Linked DNA regions of Homo sapiens: region 1 is linked to region 2. A link is a contact called in ENCODE Hi-C or POLR2A ChIA-PET data. All regions are on one chromosome and are shown on one strand. Each heading gives the region's core, a stretch centred on a gene start or an enhancer-like site at or near the end of the contact. The rest is flanking DNA. Distances are from core to core; before and after follow the strand shown.

Region 1 (7,633 bases), core at 969-3,468, 270 kb after region 2:
TGTAACAAACATTAATATTTCCAAAGCAAAATCTATGAATATTCACACTACAGGGGCATAGAGGATAAACTGCCAGGTTTTGCCGCCAAAATAGTTAAGAAAAATATTTTGTTTGGGGGGGCTTTTGGGATTTTGGAATTGCAAATAAGGGTTAATAAGGGTTTTAAGTAACCAGAAGATTAGAAATGATACAGATAATGCTCCAAGCCGGTCCCTGGCATGGTGGGTGCTCCATAAATGGTAGCGTTGATAGTGGTGCTAATAACAGTTGTTATTGATGCCCTCACTGCCATCACTGCCTTCTTTAGGCCTGGCCAGCATGACCATCTGGCAGCAGGACTCTTGAGGAGCCCTGTGCTTGGATGGCAGATGGGTACAGTGGGCCCCTTGGGATATAGGGGCAACCCTATCTTCCCAGAAAGTGTTCTCTGGGTGGGGCAGGAGGCTGAGAAGCAGGAGGGAGGGTCAGTCCAGCCTCTTTCCCTTGGAAAGTGTTGCCTTCTTGGCTGGCCTCTGAGTTGGGGACAGTTCTCTTCAAGCTTCCCTTTTTTGGACCCTGCTGAGGCCTCCCAGGGTGTGGGAGAGGAGCATCAAGTTTTGCCACTACTTCCCTGTGCTCATGCAGGCTCCTTCTGGCTGGAAGGAGAGGGGTCTGGAGGGTATGGGGGAATAGCCTGAGAGGCCTTGAGGCCCTCCCTGACTGTTACCTCCTGGGACCTGGGGAGCCTTGTTGCTCCCCATTCTTCCTGGGCATTGCAGCACTTAGAGAAAAGCCAGCCGCCGCTTCCCCCACCCACCTGGCCCACTCTGTGAATCAGGGAAGTGCCTGTTCCTGCTCACAGGGAGGAGCTGGCATGGGCATTTTGGGCAGGGTATGGGCAGAACTGTTGGTCGCTCTGGAGAACCCATAAGCAGGTGGGGAGTGTCGTGGTCCTGTTCCCGGGCGGCTGCCCTCCCCTCCCTCCTCCCCGTCCCTCCTCCCCGTCCCTCCTCCTCTCACAAGGGAGGAGATGGGAGCTGAGACATGCCCTGACCTGGAGTTTAGCCACCTGTCACCTGGGCCTGGGGAAGGGTCCAGAGGGCAAGTGGGATAATAGGGCCATTTGGTGCTCAAGATAGGCAGGTGGGAAGAAATAACCCCAGAACTCCCAGGCACTTGTTCTTTTTTTTCTAATCTGATGGTTTAAAAACTCAGATTGCCGCGCGGCTTGCTCCCTGGCGCTGCTCCCCTTCCCTAGTGGGTCCCAGTGGCTTCCTGGGCTGGGAGCTCCGCATGCTGTGGCCTCTCCATTTCTGGGCTGGGACTAATAGTGGTTTAACCTTTAGGCAGGAGCTGCCAAGGTCCAGCTGACCCCCGTGGAAGAGGCCCACCAGCGGCTGGAGAGGATCTTCACAGCTTCTGTAATGCCACTCTTGTGTGTGGGTCCCAGTCCCTGGCCGCCCTCTTCCTGAGGCTGGCGGCAGGACCCTGTGTGTGTCTGTAGGCGCGCTGACCATGAAGATGGCTCCATGGCGGCCTGTGGGCCCTCATGTTGGGCTCTCTCTTAAAGAAATGAGAGAAGTGCTCTGGGGAGAGTGGTTCCTCCAGAGAGCCCAAAGTCCTGTGCATGTGGGAGGGCACCCCTCCTCGCTCAGGGCCCAGTCCCTTTCTCTGGCCACATTGTCCTGCCTCGAGGACATGTGTTGGTGTCAGGGCCTGGCGGGTGGTAAGGAAGGTTGCTGTCGCTATTTTTGGTGACCTGGCTCTCTAGACCCAGGTGGGGCCTGATAACTCCTTGCCGATTTCTAACAGGTAACATCCAAGTCCTGGTTGACTTGCCTTCCTCCCCAGAAAGGCTTTTCAGGGCTTTAAGTAACCAGAGAGGTCACGGCTGGCCACAGGGTTTGCCCACAGTGCCTTTGCTCTTGGGCAGCTGTCAAGTGGTCCCCAGGTTGGATCTAGATGGGGTCGGTGTGCCTGGCTGGCAGAGGTGGGAGTGCTATAGGGTACGTCGGGGTTGAGGAAGAGATTCTAGACTGCAAGCTGCTGGGAGCTGTGTTCTATGAGAGGTGCAGGGCGACAGCTCTGAACACAGCCCTTGGCCTAGGGAGTGGCACCCTTGGGCTGTGTTAGAAGGCAAGGAACAGCTCTGTGCTGGTGGCCACAGGGGAGCTAGGCTGAGAAATGCTCTGGAGATAAGGCAAGAGGCTGGCAGGGGGCCCAGGCCTTGGGTGTGGTGAGGTGGCCTGACCTGGTAGACACACAGAAGAGGGAGCCTGATTCAGAATAGACCGGATGGCCAGCCCAGGAGAGACTGCGGCCAGAGGCAGAGTGGCAGACTCCTGCCCGGGCCACCGGGAATGACTTAGAGGAGCATCTCCTCTGAGAGGCCTGATGGTCACTAGTGTCTCTTCACCTTCCTGGCCTCTCCTTGACTGGGTGCAGTTCACCTGCTCAGGCCAGGTCCCAGGTCCTGGCACCAAGCTCCCCCACCTTCACCCCGAGCCTTGGACAACTAGAGAGTGCCGGCCCACTTGACTCAGGAGCACTTGCTGAAGGGGGCGTGCCAGTGGTCTGCTTATCTTCACCCTTCTTCTCTCTCTCTCCTTTGCTTGCTGTCGGTAGCTGGACTCTGAGGCCGCCTCTCATGCCCACAGCCAGGTAGGGTGCTCTCCCCCCACTCAGGAGCCCTCCGCTCCCTCCAGTGACCACCTAGCCCCACTGGCCTGCACCTGGGCTGGCGTCTGTGCTCGGGCCTCCTGCTGGAGTGTAAGGCCTCTTTCCCCTCCAGGCTCCCACCCTGTGTCTGGGAGGACCCCAGCGGGAGGTAGTGCCGGGAGCTTGAGATGGTGCAGCTCTGTGTCAGGCCCCTGGGGAGCATCTAGACCGAGTGTCGCCCTTCAAGTTGGGCCCATGTGGCATGTGGTTCTCAGCCACTGGAGCCCAAGGGGGGCCTGGTTGAGTTCTAGGTGTTTCAACTCTGCTCACTCTGGAGAGAGAAAGCTGGAAAGGCAGAATCTCTGCCCTCTTCCCAGCCCATGCCTGAACGTGAGACATTCTCTGTCTCCACCTCCTGGCCAATGTGAGAAACCCATTTTCAGATGAGCTTTAAGGGAGTTAGTTACAGGCTATGATGTCACCTTATTCATCAGTCCCCAAATACCTGGCCCATAGAAGGTGTCTATTCAACATAAAGGTCTCCCCTGTCTTATGTGATTTGAGAAAAAATATATATATACAACATTGTAATGATTTTTTTTTTTTTTGAGATGGAGTCTCGCTCTGTCGCCCAGGCTGAACTGCAGTGGCGCAATCTCGGCTCACTGCAAGCTCCACCTCCTGGGTTCACGCCATTCTCCTGCCTCAGCCTCCCAAGTAGCTGGGACTACAGGTGCCCGCCACCATGCCCAGCTAATTTTTTGTATTTTTAGTGGAGACAGGGTTTCACTGTGTTAGCCAGGATGGTCTCGATCTCCTGACCTCGTGATCCACCCACCTCAGCCTCCCAAAGTGCTGTGATTACAGGTGTGAGCCACTGCACCTGGCCATGATTTTTATAGTTATAGTTCTTCAAATATAAAGAACTAGCCTTTTTAATGTCCTCACTTAACACACCAAAATGTGGCCAGCCACGTGGTGATCCTCCTATTCAGAGTTATTTCATGGGTCCATGAAACCCGGAGATCTGGGAGCCACTGGTGCAGCCCAGCCCTCCTACTCCAATCTGGGGAAGGGCCGTCCAGCACTGGAGGGATCTGTCTAAAGCCAGAAGCCAACCTGAGAGGAGAGCCCACGTCTCCTTTACTTTCAACTCCAAGAAATGTGACAAAGAACATACTTCTTATGTTTTCTTATCTTTTCCTGATTTCTCACCCAGGGGGTCAGGACCCAGCCAGTGTCCATGCCTGGGCCTCAGGTTTCAGGCTGACTGTGCCTCACAGCTGGGGCCCTCCGAGAGTGTAGGGGCTCGGGCTAACCTGAGGGTGGGTCCATGCCACTGGGGTGCCCATCCCCCACCCGGGGCACGGGATGACCTTGCTGCCATTTCGCCCACACACAACAAGAGGAGCCCGATGGGCCCTGGGTCCCTCGTCTGTTTCCCCAGCTCCCCCAGACACCGTTTCTTCCCAGTTCAAGTGTCCTTCTTAGAGGGTGCCAGGTTTGACAGCCCCACACCGTCAGTACCTATGAATGCTTATGTCTGAGTTGGTGACCTCCTGAGGCCTCTGGGGGCTTCTAGCCCCTTTACACCACTCCTGTGCCCATCTGTATAACGTGTAAGCCTCTCCCTGTGTTTGACAGGGCAGGGCTGCCCCTACCCCCATATCTCTGGCCGCACTGCCTCGTGCCTTTGTATGGCATTAGCGTGTCCACTAGGTCTGTGTGACAGGGGTCTTTGCTGATGGCGGCATGGAGAAGGAGCAGGGAGGCTGATGTGTGCACCTGGGCACTGTCCCCCGGTCCGGGTAGAGCACCCTCTGGAGGGGAGGGCCAGGGCTGAGGCCAGGGCTCTGAGCCCACCTATCATTCTGTACTGCGAAGTCCAGGCGACTCCCCGCTGAGATCTGAGGACATGCCCTCTCCCAGCTTGGCAAAGGAGGCCCTATCATTTGGATGAAGGGAGAAGCTGGGCACGGAAGATCCTAGTAGCTGTGGCTAGGGTCTAGGGCCTTGGACTCAGGACACTGATCTCCTGGGCTTGACAGGGTGGAGGAGCAGAGGGTGGCTGAGGGAGAACCTGGTGATTTGCTTTCCTGGGGTCTCCTCTTTCCTGGGCACAAGATCCCTGTGTCCCTGTCTTGCCAGACCCTCACTGATGGTACGGTCTCTAGCCTTTGTGTCCTGTCCTCAGGGCTCCTTAGAGCCACCCTTGCCTCCTAGCTTCCCCACCCTCTTTCCCAGACACCTCTGATGTCCCTGTGTTCTGTGTCTGTCACCTAACTCATTCCTTGCCCAGTGGCTTGTCTCAAAGCCCATGCCCTCACTTGTCTCCCCTCTACGGCTGTCCTTGTCCCTGTCTTCCATAGCAGGGCCTGTTTATTCTTCTCTCTCTCTGACAGGCGAAAACAGAAGAACAGATTGCAGCAGAAGAGGCCTGGAATGAGACGGAGAAGGTGTGGCTGGTCCATAGGGACGGCTTCTCACTGGGTGAGTCTCAGAGGGTCTGGGGGCACATGTCAGGACTCACTGGTCTCAGGGCTGGGCAGCGAATGTGCCTTCTGCATCTGGTGAGGGCTGAGCAGTGAGCAAGGAGAGGCTGGTGATGCAGTGGGGGGGAGGATAGGACCGAGAAGTTCCCAAGTGGAGTAGCAGAGGCTTCCCAGGCCCATCCCAGCTGTCTGTCCCTCCCCTGCAGCCAGTCAACTCAAATCTGAGGAGCTCAACTTGCCTGAGGGGAAGGTGCGTGTGAAGCTGGACCACGATGGGGCCATCCTGGATGTGGATGAGGATGACGTTGAGAAGGTAGGTGGGCAGGGGGCTGGGTGTGGGGGAGGAGGCTCAGGAGTGCACTGGGCAGGGCAGGCCCATCCTCTGGCAGCGGAGATGGGCTCTGCTGCTCTAATACCCACCCGCCTGTCCTCCCACACAGGCTAATGCTCCCTCCTGCGACCGTCTGGAGGATCTGGCCTCACTGGTGTACCTCAATGAGTCCAGCGTCCTGCACACCTTGCGCCAGCGCTATGGCGCTAGCCTGCTGCACACGTATGCTGGCCCCAGCCTGCTGGTTCTTGGCCCCCGTGGGGCCCCTGCTGTGTACTCTGAGAAGGTGCAGCACCCTCAAGGCTACCCTGCAGACTCCTGGTCCCACCCCCTGCCCTGGCTCTCTGCCCTTCCCCTGTGGCACCCCACTGGGCTCCTGTCCACTCTCACAGTTGACCTTGGGAAGAGGAGTCATTTCAAGAGATGGGGGACAGGACCTCCCCACAACCTTTGATGGAGTCCAGGACTTAGTGTCTTCATTTCCATGCATGGCCTTGGCCTTGGAATCCCTGGGCACTACAGGAGGGAAAATCCAGAAAGATGTGGACCTTGGGGGTGAGGGGTGTCTTAATGGGATCAGCTAAGAGCCAACCCCTTCTCTCCCTTGCTCTCCTGCCCAAGGTGATGCACATGTTCAAGGGTTGTCGGCGGGAGGACATGGCACCCCACATCTATGCAGTGGCCCAGACCGCATACAGGGCGATGCTGATGAGCCGTCAGGATCAGTCAATCATCCTCCTGGGCAGTAGTGGCAGTGGCAAGACCACCAGCTGCCAGCATCTGGTGCAGTACCTGGCCACCATCGCGGGCATCAGCGGGAACAAGGTGTTTTCTGGTGAGGCAGGGACAAGGGAGAAAACTGAAAGTGGGGTGAGGGGAGGGGAGTGAGGAGAGAGCACCCTCTTAAGTGCCAGCTCTTTTTCTCCCTGGCCTTTCCATCCCCCCGAAACCCCTCTGTCCACGGGCAGTTCTGGTCTGAATGGCCCCAAGCCTTCATACCTCTGGGGTAGCTCCTAGCTGGGGGATAAGCTGCCCCTGGCTTTCCTGATATCCCCTTGGGCCTGTATTCTGCAGTGGAGAAGTGGCAGGCTCTGTACACCCTCCTGGAAGCCTTTGGGAACAGCCCCACCATCATTAATGGCAATGCCACCCGCTTCTCCCAGATCCTCTCCCTGGACTTTGACCAAGCTGGCCAGGTGGCCTCAGCCTCCATTCAGGTGAGAGTGCTGCCCAGGACTCGGGGTAGTAGGACACAGGCCACATGATTTCATGACCTAGACATCAGGCTCTCTCCCATGCCTCATTTTCCTGGGATTCTACCCTAACAAAATTGACCCAGGCATGGGCAGGGTTGGCCTGCACTATCCAGAGGCATCACCATTCTGCCCTCAGGGCCTCCTGCCCTGGATGGGGCCAGTCCAGCTTTCTGCCCAGTTCCCTTCACTCTCCCAACCCTGGGGTTGTCCTAACTCTACTGCTGGGCCTCAGCCTTACTTCCCACTTTCTGAGATTCATGCTCGGGGCTTCTCTCGGGCCGATTTCACCTAGCAGAGGACTGGCTTGTCAGTAAAGTAAGGCCCAGCCAAGGCTGATTCCCTCCCATGCTAAATACCTCACCACAAGCTCCCATTTCCAGAAGGCAGGCACCTGGGGTCTGGGCAGAGCAGCAGGGCCCCTTTGGGAGCTGGGCCTGTCTTCTTCCACCTCATTCTGGTTTCTGTCCCCCATTTGATCCTAGAGGGATCTGGTATCTGATTGAGCACCTTGGGAATAAGATGCACCTGCTTAATTGAGCCAGATGTGGTAGTGCACGCCTGTGGTCCCAGCTACTTGGGAGGCTGAAATGGGAGGGTCACTTGAACCTGGGAGGTTAAGGCTGCAGCGAGCTGTGATTGCGCCACTGCACTCCAGCCTGGGCAACAGAGCGAGACCCTATCTTAAAAAAAAAAGACTTAAAAAACAAGATGCAGGTTGGGTGCGGTGGCTCACGCCTGTAATCCCAGCACTTCGGGAGGCTGAGGTGGGTGGATCACCTGAGGTCAGGAGCTCAAGAACAGCCTGGCCAACATGGCAAAACCCCATCTCTACTAAAAACACAAAAATCAGCCGGGTATGGTGGTGCATGCCTGTAATCCCAGCTACTCAGGAGGCCAAGGCAGGAGAATTGCTTAA
Region 2 (7,279 bases), core at 4,421-6,920:
TTATAATAGGAAAACCTGAAGAATAATTTTTAAAATCCAACCATTAATAGTAAGTACGGAAATCGGGCCGGGTGCAGTGGCTCATGTCTGTAATCTCAGCACTTTGGGAGGCCAAGGCAGGTAGATAGCTGGAGCTGAGGAGTTCAAGACCAGCCTGGGCAACATGGCAAAACCCCATCTCTACAAAAAAAAAAAAAAAAAAAAAAAATTAGCCAGACGTGGTGGCATGTACCTGTAGTGCCAGCTACTTGGGAGGTTGATGTGGGAAGAGCACTTGAACCCGGGAGGCTGAGGCTGCAATACGCTGTGATCACGCTATTGCATTCCAACCTGGGCGACACAGCAAAAACCCTGTCTCAAATTCAAAAAAAAAAAAAAAAAAAAAAGTACACATACCTAAAGGCAGGTGAGCATATGTTGGTACTCTGCTTAATGAACATCTCAATTTTATGCGAAACTTTACTAGAGAAATAAAACTTTTTTATTTGTTTCGTTTTGTTTTGAGATGGAGTCTTGTTCTGCCGCCCAGGCTGTCAGGCAGTGGCGCCATCTCAACTCACTGTAACCTCCACCTCCTGGGTTCAAGTGATTCTCCTGCCTCAGCCTCCCCAGTAGCTGGGGTTACAGGCACCCACCACCATGCCTAGCTAATTTGTTTTATTTTTGTAGAGACAGGGTCTCTCTTTGTTGGCCAGGCTGGTTTCGAACTCTTGACCTCAGGTGATCCGCCCACCTTGGCCTCCCAAAGTGCTGGAATTACAGGCTTGAGCCACCACACAGGCTTTTGTTTTTAGACAGTCTCACTCTGTCACCCAGGCTAGAGTGCGGTGGCATGATCACAACTCACTGCAGCCTCCATCTTCTGGGCTCAAGCAATCCTCCCACCTCAGCCTGCCAGGTAGTTAGAACAAGCACGCACCATCACGCCCCACTAATATTTTCATTTTTTATCTTTTGGAGACAGGGTCTCACTATGTTGCCCAGGCTGGCCTCAAACTCCTAGGCTCAAGTGATCCTCCAGCCTCAGCCCCCAGCATGCTGGGATTATAGGCATAAACCACCATGCCTAGCCCATGCTAATTAAAAAAAAAATTTGTTTTTGTAGAGACAGGGTCATGCTATGTTGCCCAGGCTGCTCTTGAACTCCTGGCCTCAAGCAATCCTCCCACCTCAGCCTCCCAAAGCGCTGGCATTACAGGCCTGAGCCACTTTGCCCAGCCCAGAAATAACACTTTTTTGAAGGGATTCGTTCACATATGATCCTCATCCAAACAGCAACCCTCAACTAATATGTACCAAAAATGCTCCTCATTTCTAAAAGATTAAATTAGTATGAGTGCAATTAATTGTTATAAGTAACAGAGACTAGTGAAAACAAAACAGAGATACAAATGAAAAATTAAGTGATTTTAATATACAAATAAGCCAAATGCAAAACACAGACTTTATTTCCAGGTGAAAGACACGAAAGACAGATTGATCTCAACTCTAATTTCAATGCCAACAACTGACCCCTAGATATCTTCTGGATTTACTAAATATTCATGTCTATTAAGAACTGGCAAATTTGCCGGGCACGGTGGCTCAAGCCTGTAATCCCAGCACTCTGGGAGGCTGAGGCGGGCAGATCACAAGGTCAGGAGATCGAGACCATCCTGGCTAACACAGTGAAACCCCGTCTCTACTAAAAATACAAAAAATTAGCTGGGCTTGGTGGCAGGCGCCTGTAGTCCCAGCTACTCAGGAGGCTGAGGCAGGAGACTGGCGTAAACCCAGGAGGTGGAACTTGCAGTGAGCCGAGATCGTGCCACTGCACTCCAGCCTGGGCGACAGAGCAAGACTCCGTCTCAAAAAAAAAAAAAAAAAAAAAAAAAAAAAAAAACTGGCAAATTATTAAAATAAATCATACTCATGGTTAGTTATGAGCATCCAGTCTTTCTAGTATCCTGTAACTAAAGAGTTGCTTTCTTACTGTTAAAATGGCATCGTAACATGGGCCCAAATATCATGTATACACCTTGTTATACAGAAAGTTTATTTTATATCAACACCCATTCAATTACTTGCCATATCCTCACTTCTCCCAAAATCGACATTATAAAAAATACGATAATTATTTTCTATTCAGTGCCCTCATACTTCTGATTCTGTACATTGCTGTACTTCTTTAAAACCTCTCAGAGTTTAAATTTGTTTGCAATACTATCCTTTAGTTTGGAAGCAATGTTTTGTTACTGTCAAGATAATCTTAAACTATTAAAAGCCTTTAAATCCAGCTGATTCTCAGAAATTCTTCCACCTATAAAACATGAGAATTATAACCAAATTAACAAATCAGATATCAGAATGCCAAAAATTAAGTCATTAAAAGAGAATCCAGTGAAAGAGCCAGTTGTGAAAGAACAGGAAGTGATGTACACTGCCATTTTGTAGATGAACTATTTAGAAACATAAGAAGTGCCATACTAATCTAGAATCAACTCAGACTAACAGCTCTCAGCATTTTCTTTCTGACAGTGGCATCAGAGGTCATCTGAAATAACCCTCAGGCAATTTTTCCTTAATAATGTATTTATCTAATTGATCATGAACATACTTTTCCACTTTTAGGCAACATTCCTACCAGCTATGAAAAAAGAGAGTTGTTTTTTTTTCAGTTGTCCTTAGTTATAGCATGCTGAAATATAGCAAGTAAATAGTTAACCTACACCCTATGTAAATCCTTTAAGTTTTGTAGCCTCTATTGATAAATCCTCTCTGCCTACAACTTCCCAAGGTAAAAGCAGTCACTCCTTACTGAGCAGTATGCTTCGATCAACACATGCTAGTATATATGAAATAATTATCAACAACAAGCCATAATACGGAGAATCAGACTTCCTGGCATAATTTGCCATAATGGAGAAAACTCTACATATCAACAACATGCAGCTTTGTCCCATGAAATAAATACTCAAATGAATAGTGTTATTTCAATGAATTGAGATGACCATTAAAAGGGAATAAAGAAAAGAGAATTCCATCTTCTGAGAAAAAAAAATAAAACTTATTTAACATACCATGTCTCCTACATCAAAATCATGATATAAAATGACAGAAACTAAGTTAGTGCCTAGCGCTACTACTAACACCTTTAAATCCCTATCTTAAAACAGGTTTCAAAATGCAACAAACACACCAAAAAAGCTCTATTGGACAACATTTAATGACAACATAAAATGTAGATGGCATTTGAAGTATTTAAAAATAAGTCACTAAGTAGAGCTGAAAACACTAAATACACCAAAGACAACTCATTATCTGTACACATTTTAGTCTTCTTCTTCACTTTGGGAAAAAATTAATTCTATTAATAGTCATATGTGGAATATTTTGAAATCACATCACCAGTATTTACTAAACACTTGAAAAAAATGTATCATCAGTACATGGAGACTTGAAAACTACTCTTTGGTCACAAAAAGCACTTGGCAGCACATTTCCAGAATGTTTAAATTTTTATTTCTACTCAACTAAGAACAAAACCAACAAGTACTACTGTAAACCAGATAAGATGATCTGCTTTCAGACAAACATGACAGGTAGCAAAAGAAGTGAAAAATGACTGACTACAGAAAATAGATCATAGAATAATTAGGCAGATTAATAAGAACAAAGAAACAGCTGCAGAAAGGTTTGTAACCTTACCATTTTAAAAAAAATCCAATTTCAATATTATACACAACAGTATCAACCCTAAAAATTCACAGCTTAGGGAGAAATGCCCTGAATCAGACAGGCTGTCTGTATGTAATAATTGTTAATAATTTTTTTTTTTGAAACGGAGTCTCGCTCTGTCGCCCAGGTTGGAGTGCAGTGGCACCATCTCGCCTCACTGCAACCTCCGCCTCCCGGGTTCAAGCGATTCTCCTCCCTCAGCCTCCCGAGTAGCTGGGACTACAGGCGCGTGCCACCATGCCCAGCTAATTTTTTGTATTTTTAGCAGAGACGGGGTTTCACCGTGTTAGCCAGGATGGTCTCGATCTCCTGACTTCGTGATCCGCCCGCCTTGGCCTCCCAAAGTGCTGGGATTACAGGCGTGAGCCACCGCGCCAGGCCAATAATTCTTCATGAACTACAAAAGTCATAGAAAAAGAAAAGGGAAATGAGGATGAGGAGGTACAAAATTATTTTATTTGAATTCTAACTAAAATCCAACCTGCTCACAAAAAATGTCAATCCAGACATCTCTCAAAAAGAGAGACATCAAAACTGTTCTAACAGGAGAGGTGTCCCTCTCGAGAGGCCATATCCCCCAACAATAACACCAGAACAGATACACTTCCCATGGACAGATCTCAGGGGAAGAGTATTAAAACGATACTGTCGTCGATTTAAAACCAAAGGAAAAAGAGTAACCTTTTCAAGGGAAGCGCCATTACTTCCCTCTCCTGCTCCCCCTCCCTTCTGTGTATACATGGGTCTGTGTATGAAGAAACTGCCTTGGACTTCTGCAGCATTGCAGTAGACTAGAGGATGGGGAAGGGGGAAGGGTACGGGGAGAGAAACGCTTCCATCGCCCCTACAGAAGAGGGGTATAGATTTCCTGTGCTAGGGGGTGGAATCCACCCAGCAAGCCACCCAGAGCAGTCTCCCTTCCCAAGAATACACAGACACTACAAAGGAGAAGAGGAGCAAAGGCACCAGAGGGGAAGGGGACCTCGCGCCTTTAAACCGGGGTGCACATCAACCCAGTCTCCCTGTGAGGGCCACACCTTCCTCGAAACATCCCCCTTCCACCACCCCTTCCGGTGACCCTCAGGAAAAAGGAATGGAATTGCTCTCGCCCCTTAAAACCGGAGGGCGCCCAGCTCACCAGCTTCTTCACCCCACCCACAGAATCACAGACCCTCCTTTTCTCCCTCCCCCACCCCACTCCCACATCCCTTCTTCCACACACAGGCCCGAGTGGGCCGAATTTCCCCGCCCCCCTCTATATCCCCCTTTCCCAAAGCAGAGGTGCCCTTACCCTTTCGCCGACAGGTCTGGGGCGGAGCAGGCAGGCGCAGCCCCCTGCAGCGCTCCGGTAGCCGCTACCCTGGAGGGTGAGGAGTGAGGAGGAGGAGGGGGCCCGGCGACAGATCGCCGCCCCCCACCCCCGAGCCCCAGCAAGCCGCCCAGCCCAAGCTCTGCAACAAGGGGCGGCGGCGGCGGGGGGTGGGGGGGGGGGCGAGGGGACGACCGGGGTCGAGGAGGCGCCCTCAGCGCTTGGGCTCAGTTAAGATGGCGCGGGGAAGTGCCGGGAGCCGTCTCCGTCGCCGCCTCGGGGGAACCGGCCCGGGCCTCGGCCGCCTCTAGTCCTCACACAGCCGAGGCCCTCTCGGTCCCCCGCCGCGGCCCCTCGGCGGGCGGGCCCACGCGCAGCCCTCCGCCACCAACACCACCCCTGGTAAGGAGGCGCTCACAAAGGGAAGAGAGGCCGCGGGCCGGCCGGCGGACGGCGGGGCGGGGTCCCCCGGGGCCGGGAGGCCTCAGATGTTCGCGAGTGCCTAGTGCTTTCGGCCCGCGAAGGGCGCAGGGCGAGCGGGACCCCTCCTCTCTCCTCAGGCAGGCGGCGGCACCGACTCAGTCTCTTTGCCACCCTCCCTCTCTCTCCCCGAGCCCTGAAGCCACAGAGCCCGGCCGCTGCCCAGCTTCCCCCCCTTTACCCGACACCACTCCCCTCCTCCAGACCGTCATCCCCCGTCTCCGATCTCGCGAGATTTTCCGCCTGACAGGCCGGACCCTGCGCGAGACACGACTACATGCGCGCGCGCGCGCCCTCACAGGAGCGCGCAAGGCTTGCTACGGGCAGAGTTGTCCCGGTGGCCCGGAGTTCCAGCCTCTGTCCAGCATGGCCTCACTGAGTTCGCGGAGCTTCTAATGCCACGCGGGCGTCAGGTGCATTCATTTCACCCCGGAGATCTGAAGAAGAAGAGTTTATCTGCATTCCCCTTCCTTCCTGCTTCCCACCTCCAAAGCCCGCCACTGATCCTGCGAATAAGTTTGCCCTGAAGTGTGGAATATCCCATTCCTGCACAACTCGGTTCTACACCCCCTCCCCCGTGGGATTCAGAGGTACACTGGGCAGCGCAATCAGTATGCAGTTGAGTTTTTGAGATTCTAATAGTTGATACTAATTCTTGGAACGACAGTAAGACTTGGAAATACAGATCTAAGCCACCCTATATATTGGTGATGTAGAAAAGAGATAACTTCTTGAAAAGTGTCTGTGGGTTTAGTAGGTTGAGTAATGAGAAGTTTTGGAACAAGAGCAGCAAACAAACTAAAGACTCCTATGCAAAGAAGAAGTAGAGTTTTTATTCTTTTATCTCAAAACTTTTTTTTTTTTTTTTAGGGAAAACTCCCTCAGTACTTATTCAAGAACCTAAAAGTGTAAGGCCGGGCGCGGTGGCTCACGCCTGTAATCCCAGCACTTTGGGAGGCCGAGGCGGGCGGATCACGAGGTCAGGAGATCGAGAGCATCCTGGCTAACACGGTGAAACCCCGTCTCTATTAAAAGATAGAAAAAAATTAGCCGGGCGTGGTGGTGGGCGCCTGTAGTCCCAGCTAGCTACTCGGGAGGCTGAGGCAGGAGAATGGCGTGAACCCGGGAGGCGGAGGTTGCAGTGAGCCGAGATTGCGCCACTGCACTCCAGCCTGGGCGACAGAATGAGACTCGTCTCAAAAAAAAAAAAAAAAAAGAGAGAACCTAAAAGTGTACACAAAGTGTAGTCATAAAAAATCTTGGTTCTTTAACCAACAAAACGACTGAAATAAATAAACCTGTTATATGAGTTTCATGAATAAAAATTAACTCTGGGCCGGGCCCGGTGGCTCACGCCTGTAATTATAGCACTTTGGGAGGCTGAGACGGGCGGATCACCTGAGGTCAGGAGTTCGAGACCAGGCTGGCCATAGTAGATCTGTGCTCCAAGGAAGGAGCATGTTGATCAGACCTAAGCAATCCGTGTATACAGTGTATGTATGACCTTCCTCTAGTCTGGCTCAGGGATGGGCACATGATCCAATTAGAGCCAATGGGTACAATAAGATTTTCTCTGGCTTTTTGGGAAAGAAACTTTCTTATTTTCTCCCAAAAATGTAATATATATATTGAACTCCCAAAATGGAATCCAGTGGTGTGATCCTGGCTCACTGCAACCTCTGCCTCCCAGGATCAAATGATTCTGCTACCTCAGTCTCCCAAGTAACCGGAACTACAGGCATATGCCACCGTGCTGGCTAAGTTTTGTATTTT

What was found. A loop is a pair of places that touch in the nucleus more often than their neighbours do. ChIA-PET counts read pairs that join two places held with the same protein, here RNA polymerase II (POLR2A). Pooled maps may share reads with other maps.
Region 1: a pooled map shows a loop between it and region 2 (2.7-fold over the local background). The contact joins the enhancer-like site here to the promoter of TAOK1 in region 2. A Hi-C loop is called at or near these places in 1 of 37 single-sample maps with no recorded cell type and 3 of 50 pooled maps. POLR2A ChIA-PET finds 5 or more read pairs at or near these places in 3 of 52 experiments (A549, AG04450 and activated B cell).

What each region holds. Positions count from the first base shown.
Region 1 is chr17:29,119,661-29,127,293 of GRCh38, reverse strand. It overlaps MYO18A (myosin XVIIIA), which reads left to right. Exons shown (of 42, transcript NM_078471.4): 3 at 5,041-5,128; 4 at 5,337-5,443; 5 at 5,571-5,747; 6 at 6,083-6,296; 7 at 6,536-6,678. Among named protein-coding and RNA genes, the nearest start is that of MYO18A, 57 kb to the left of the region's middle. Within about 2 kb of position 2,218, at least 14 of the 41 ENCODE cell types and tissues checked have a DNase peak (open chromatin) inside an H3K27ac peak, as active enhancers do.
Region 2 is chr17:29,388,754-29,396,032 of GRCh38, reverse strand. It overlaps TAOK1 (TAO kinase 1), which reads right to left and starts at 5,670. Exons shown (of 20, transcript NM_020791.4): 1 at 5,009-5,670. It overlaps MIR4523 (microRNA 4523), which reads right to left and starts at 5,371; the gene lies at 5,303-5,371. RefSeq lists enhancers at 4,265-4,504, 5,665-5,754, 5,875-6,114 and a silencer at 5,155-5,624.